Regions from separate parts of the Homo sapiens genome. Here region 2 is linked to region 1. Evidence: chromatin loops called from intact Hi-C (ENCODE). Cell type or tissue: dorsolateral prefrontal cortex. All regions are shown on one strand. Each heading gives the region's core, and the rest is flanking DNA. Links, peaks and the distances in the headings are about the cores only.

Evidence for each region. Peaks named below come from ENCODE experiments on the same cell type or tissue, not always from the same donor. Only the 100,000 strongest peaks of a DNase experiment are listed, where the experiment ranks them.
Region 2: a loop joins it to region 1, with 3.0 times the contacts of the local background. A loop is called at or near these places in 7 of 110 quality-filtered maps.

What each region holds. Positions count from the first base shown.
Region 1 is chr11:86,150,704-86,153,519 of GRCh38, forward strand. It overlaps the pseudogene RNU6-560P. Among named protein-coding and RNA genes, the nearest start is that of LINC02695, 41 kb to the right of the region's middle. RefSeq lists a cis regulatory region at 562-1,072 and an enhancer at 663-1,163. In dorsolateral prefrontal cortex, for the core only: a CTCF peak has its summit at 1,511; DNase peaks (open chromatin) are centred at 684, 1,118 and 1,508; H3K4me3 peaks cover 1,168 bases; H3K27ac peaks cover 2,500 bases.
Region 2 is chr11:86,101,288-86,104,103 of GRCh38, forward strand. No RefSeq gene overlaps it. Among named protein-coding and RNA genes, the nearest start is that of PICALM, 34 kb to the left of the region's middle. In dorsolateral prefrontal cortex, for the core only: no CTCF peak of the experiment used is centred there; no DNase peak of the experiment used is centred there; H3K27ac peaks cover 668 bases.

The sequences.
Region 1 (2,816 bases), core at 219-2,718:
CGAATGTTATTTGTTATAAAGGGCGTGGTGTTGTGGAAAAAGCCCTGGACTGGTTGTCAACAAAACTGGCTTCAATACTAGTGATTACTAACTAGCTATATGCCCTTGTGCCAGTCATTTTTCTCTGGTTCTCTGTTTCCTTTCCTGTTAAATAAAATAATTGGTCTACATGGCTTCTAAAATCTTTTCAGTTCTGACACTTGAAGAATCTATAAAGGAGATCCTATATCAATAGGAAGGGAGGGAAAGGGATGTGCCACCACACGCGCAGCTGCCAAGGATCCTGTACATGTGGTATTACTGTGGTGGAATCTCCCATTTGTCTGCCCAGATGCAAAAATGTTATTGGAGTGAGAGACTGGGAAACTTGCCTGGTATGAAATCCTAGTACCCCAACTTCCTGCTTTTGGCAATTTAGAGTCTTGGGAATCAGTCCCAGCCCCTATAAAATAAGGCAGACCCTGTAAACATGCCTTCCAAGAGCCTCCAATGTAGCTCTGACAGCTTTCAAATTCTAAGCTCCTCAATCCTCCATTCTCAGGCCACCCTCAGGTTTCACCTCATTCCCCTGTACTGGTCAGCAGCCAAATTCTGCAGCCTCTTGAGCTTAAGGTCCCAGCCAAAAAGCCTGACTGCCCTCCTACTTGTGAACAAATCCCAATTCTTGAAGCAACCCCAGCCCTCCCCAACAGACTCCCTGCTGAACCCTGAGTCTCCCAGATACTCAAACTTAGTTCAGCCCTGTAGCAATCAAGCCTCAGGGATTTGGGCTGGCTGGAAGCTGACACTTCTCTGTTTAAGATAGTCCCATCTGCAGAGTGAGGATCAGCCCCTAAATTGATAAGCACAGGGTGGGAAAGCGACCTGCCCTAGTGAGATTACCCAGACTCTAAAGTAAGGTCCTGCAGCTCCACCTCATACCTCCATGGACACACACTCTTTGGCTTTTAAGTTATGAAACAGACCTGTTGCTATTCTAAGGAAGTCTCACAAGTCACCATATAAACATGCCAGCTTCAGGCAGCTTCCTGTGGTTTGCCAAAAACCAGCTGGGAAGGCAGCCAGACTCCCGCCACCGTCCTGGAACCCCCTCCTCTAGCAGACATTCACTCAGGGCATGACCTCCTGAGGTGCCCACTTGGGATGCAGGAACTTAGTGGCTGCTAGAGTTGTTATTTTTCCCTCCAGCCCCAGCCTGGGCTGGGCTGAATGATGTGGCTGGCTGGTACAAAGGCTGCTTTTTATAATGTTCTTCTTTGGTATTTTTGCTGTCTGGAGAGGGCTTCCTTTCCTCCCACAGTTAATTAGCAGCATCAAGCATTTCCCTTTCTCCAAAAGAAGTCTGTTCCCACCCATGAGGCCAGGCAGAGGAGGTGGCAGGTGTGGCTAAATGCCCCCTGAGGTTAACCTCAAACTTAAACTTAGAGCCCTACTTGGTTAGAAGTGATGTGAAATGCAGGGCTAGCTTCCATTCTGGGCAGAGTCGGCAAGTGGGCACACGTCCCTGGCAAGCTAGCATCCCAATCAGGTGAGGGGACAGAGAAGGGGGTGGGGAACCAATGTGTGTTTGACACATTTGTGAATTGTTTCTACAACAAAGACTTTTTTAAAACAACAGAGTGAAGCTTTATATATTTGAATGAGAAGCACACAGAAGGACCTATTGTCTGGAGGAAAAATTGCATGAGTAATTGTGCATGACTTCAGACTTCCCAGTTGAAATGTTAGGCATATTAAGGATGATTGAGGGCATTCCAGTGTTTTCAGTGTGGAGAAGAGGGAGGACAGAGCTCCCAGGACTAGGGGAGGGAGGCAGGTTGTGTAGCAAGACAAGGGAGGAAGGAATCTGAGGAACTCTGTACCCCACTTTGCTCTCTGGTTTCCATTTTTCCTCTATTTAATTGAACTGCCACCTCCTACAGGAAGCCTTCCTGACCCTATCTCCTTCCTCCACCTGTCACTCTAGGTGTTCTTCTTGATACATATCTCCTGTCTTTTCATTATTTACTTGACTATGATACTGTGGATGGGCCATAGAAAAGAGAGGATGGACTCCAGATGCCACTTCCTAGATGTGTTACCTTGGACAAGTTACTTAGCCTCTCTGTGCCTCAGTTTTCTTGTCTATAAACAGTAATACCTTGTAGGGTTGTTGAGAGGATTAAATGTGTTAAAACCCATAAGGAACTGAGAATAGTGCCTGACATACAGTGTGCACCCTCAATAAATGTTAGCAATTATTTATTTTTATTTGCATCCCCTCTTGTTTGCACAGGACCTAATATATCATGGGGCAGCTGTGTTCAACCCTCATATGCATCTTAATTGCTTGAGGAGCTTTAGAAATGTACAGGCCTGGCCTGGGCTCCATTAATCTATGGGTGAAACCTGGTAATGGTATTTTGGAAATGTTCCCTGGGTGGTTTTATTATGTAACCAGGTTGAAAACCAGTGTCATAAATGCTCAAGGAATATTTGTTGAATGAATGAATGAACCAAATGGGATCAGAAAGAACAAACCCCATGCTGGCTTCGGCAGCACATATACTAAAAATTGGAATGATACGGAGAAGATTAGCATGGCCCCTGCACAAGAATGACACACAAATTCATGAAGTGTTCCATATTAAACATATATATAGAGAGAGAAAGAACAAACCCAGGTTACCCCATCTTTAGGAATGTGAAGGCATGATGATTCTGTCTCCTTCAGAAAGTTGATTCTTCCTGAGACAGGTTTCAAGAGAAAAATATGACAGAGAATATAATGGAATACATGAAAGAAAGAATCATAATCCTAGTCATCTCAACATGAA
Region 2 (2,816 bases), core at 29-2,528, 50 kb before region 1:
AGGCCCAGATTTTATTTTGAAGCAGAACATTTTTTAATAAACTTATTCTGAAGATCAGCAGGTGAAATGGACAGAAACGGGTTTGCTCTTGGTTGAGACAGTTGAAGCTGGAATGAGGATAACTCGGAGTCCTACCTAATTAGTCTTCTTTCCCCCACTGTATTCCTAGCTCTCTTTTAGGCAGCCACTGAGGCTCCTCACAACAAACCTCAGATCCTTCCCACTCGAACCTTCTACAGTGTTGATGGTATGATTCTAGCCCTTACGTATCTATCATTCTTCAAGCAAATTCTCTCTATTATAAAGCGGTAAAAGATAGCTGTAAAATGTTATAGATGACAGATGTCTTGGCCTCTCCAATGACTTAAATACTAGGTAGTCCACCATTCCATCATCTGAATCATTCTGAACTCTTGTTAGTCACCCAACAAATTTGTTGAAATGTAGCCAAGTCAATAAAACCAGATAGGTACCAAATTTCTTGAGCTAGAAGATGACTTTAAAAAGTAATGTAAAATATCGCCAAAGCTCTCAGGGAGTAGGAACTCTGCATGAAACTATAAAATATCGAATAAGCAATTCTCCAAGTTGTTCTCCACTAAATATACAGCAATACTGCAGGCTCTTTGAATCTCTTTTAAATAGGAATGATTCAGAGATTAAGAAGCCATTTATAATAAAGCAAACAATTCAATGCCATTTCTCAATGGCCCAAACAAGAGAGTTTGTTTTGGGAAGTTGGTTCCAGAATACACAGATCATATAATTGCACAGTGTCAGAGCTGGAAATGCTGTTAGGGAGTAACCAGTCTATTTTACATATGACAAATGTGAAGTTCAGAACGACTGTGAGTGAGCTGTCCAAGATTAGGGATGCATTCAAGCTTCATTAAATAAGTATTAACTGAGTGCTATGTGCCAGGTGATAGGGATAGGAAGGCAAATAAAACACGATCTTTGTCCATGTAGTGGAAGAAGACAAATAAGTGAATAATTGCAGTTAAATTGTTGCATAAGTGGGACTCCAACTCTGTGTCCAATTTCATAATCAAAGGTCTATCCCACTACCTTATACTGACTCACAACTAAACAGCTCGAGAAATTAGTAGTGGGGAGCCATGGTCAGTATATCCAGAGATATGTTTATGTCAACTAAGCCTTGGTCTTTGGGGTGCACAGGTACTTATCCACCTTTCTTGAGGACCTGTGAATAATAGGGAAGACTCTATTCTTATATGAAAGGAAATTCTTACAAAGATTTTTTGCCAATACTTATAAGGACTTCTTAGAGCATTGAGGAAACCATGAATGGTAAAGGCTTACAAAGCAAAGTAATAATAGTATAGCCTTTGCTCGGACTTTTGAAGAAGTTACCACCAAGGTCAAAGTCATGAAAAATTATATGGCATACTTTTCAACCTACTTAAGTAAGAAAAGGACATTTTAATTAGCTGTCCGCATATGTTTCTTTTTCCTTAGTATATAAAATATTGAAGAAATATACAAATATTTCAAAGATCTGTACCATCATCCAGAAAGAACAACAAACGCAAAAGCCAAACAACAGCCTGGGCAACATAGTGAGACCCTGTCCACCCTCACCCTCATCAGCTGTCCATTCAATAAAAAATGAGCAACTTTATGAAGAGATATTATGCCTACAAATTAATTACAATAGAATGTAAGCGTGCACTCACATTTTTATGAAAAAATGCATCTATGCATAAAAGCAAATTTGGAAGACTACACATCGAAACATTAAGAATAAGAAAAACCTTTAAGGAAAATATAAACAAATACATAATGGTTTTATAGAATACATACACAATAAAAGTAAAAAGACCTAAGCCTGGTGATGTGTTCCTGCAGTCCCAGCTACTGCAGAGGCTGAGGTAGGAGGATGGGTTGCCCCCAGGAGTTCAAGTCTGTAGTGCATACCTGTGAATAGCCATCGTACTCCAGCCTGGGCAGAATAGCAAGTGCTCATCTCAAAAAAGAAAAAAAAAAAAAGGAAAAGTAACCAAAATCCTTTATTTAAAACTCTCATGTATAATTTTTGTATTTTCTAATGTCTCTGGAATGGAAAAAAATTCCCAAATCCAACCATAGAGAGTATTGTTGAGAATTGTTAGTGACCATGTTCAGACTTTTCATATTACTGGTAGTTTCAGACCTTCCCAAAACACTACATATCAAATATTTAAGTTACGGAAAGTATCATCAATGTTACTTACCAAATGTCAAAAGAAGAGAAATAGTCACCAATGAGAATCTATAGTGTAGTTAATTAGGTAAAATATTTATTTAATTGAACCAACATTTGAGTACCCTCCACAGATGTAGTTTTATCCTGGAAAAAAATGTAGAAGTGTACTAGCTAAAACAAAAAAGATAATTTAGTAGGAAACAAGTAAGGAATAATGTGAAAGCAACTTATAAACAAATATATGGTGGTATAATCTAGATTATAGATAACATCTAATGTCTGATTTAATAACCCTAAACCATGTTTATCTCAAACTACAGTGGATGAGAGCAAAATAAACAATTAGCTTTTTTGGGCAGCATTGACACAAGATAGACATAAACGTATGCACAAACTTATAGGAAGTTCTGAAACAGAGCATCAACCACTGTGTGGTAGTTATGCTCTATGGCAATCAAGAACAGCCTCACTCTTTTTAACAGAAAATTATCTATGAGTCACCAACAATTGCCATTGCTCTAGCTGATCACAGGGCTCAGAGGCAAGACTGAAAACAATGAATCAACAGAACAATTAGTAGCTATGTTTAGGCCATTAGGACAGTAGCTGG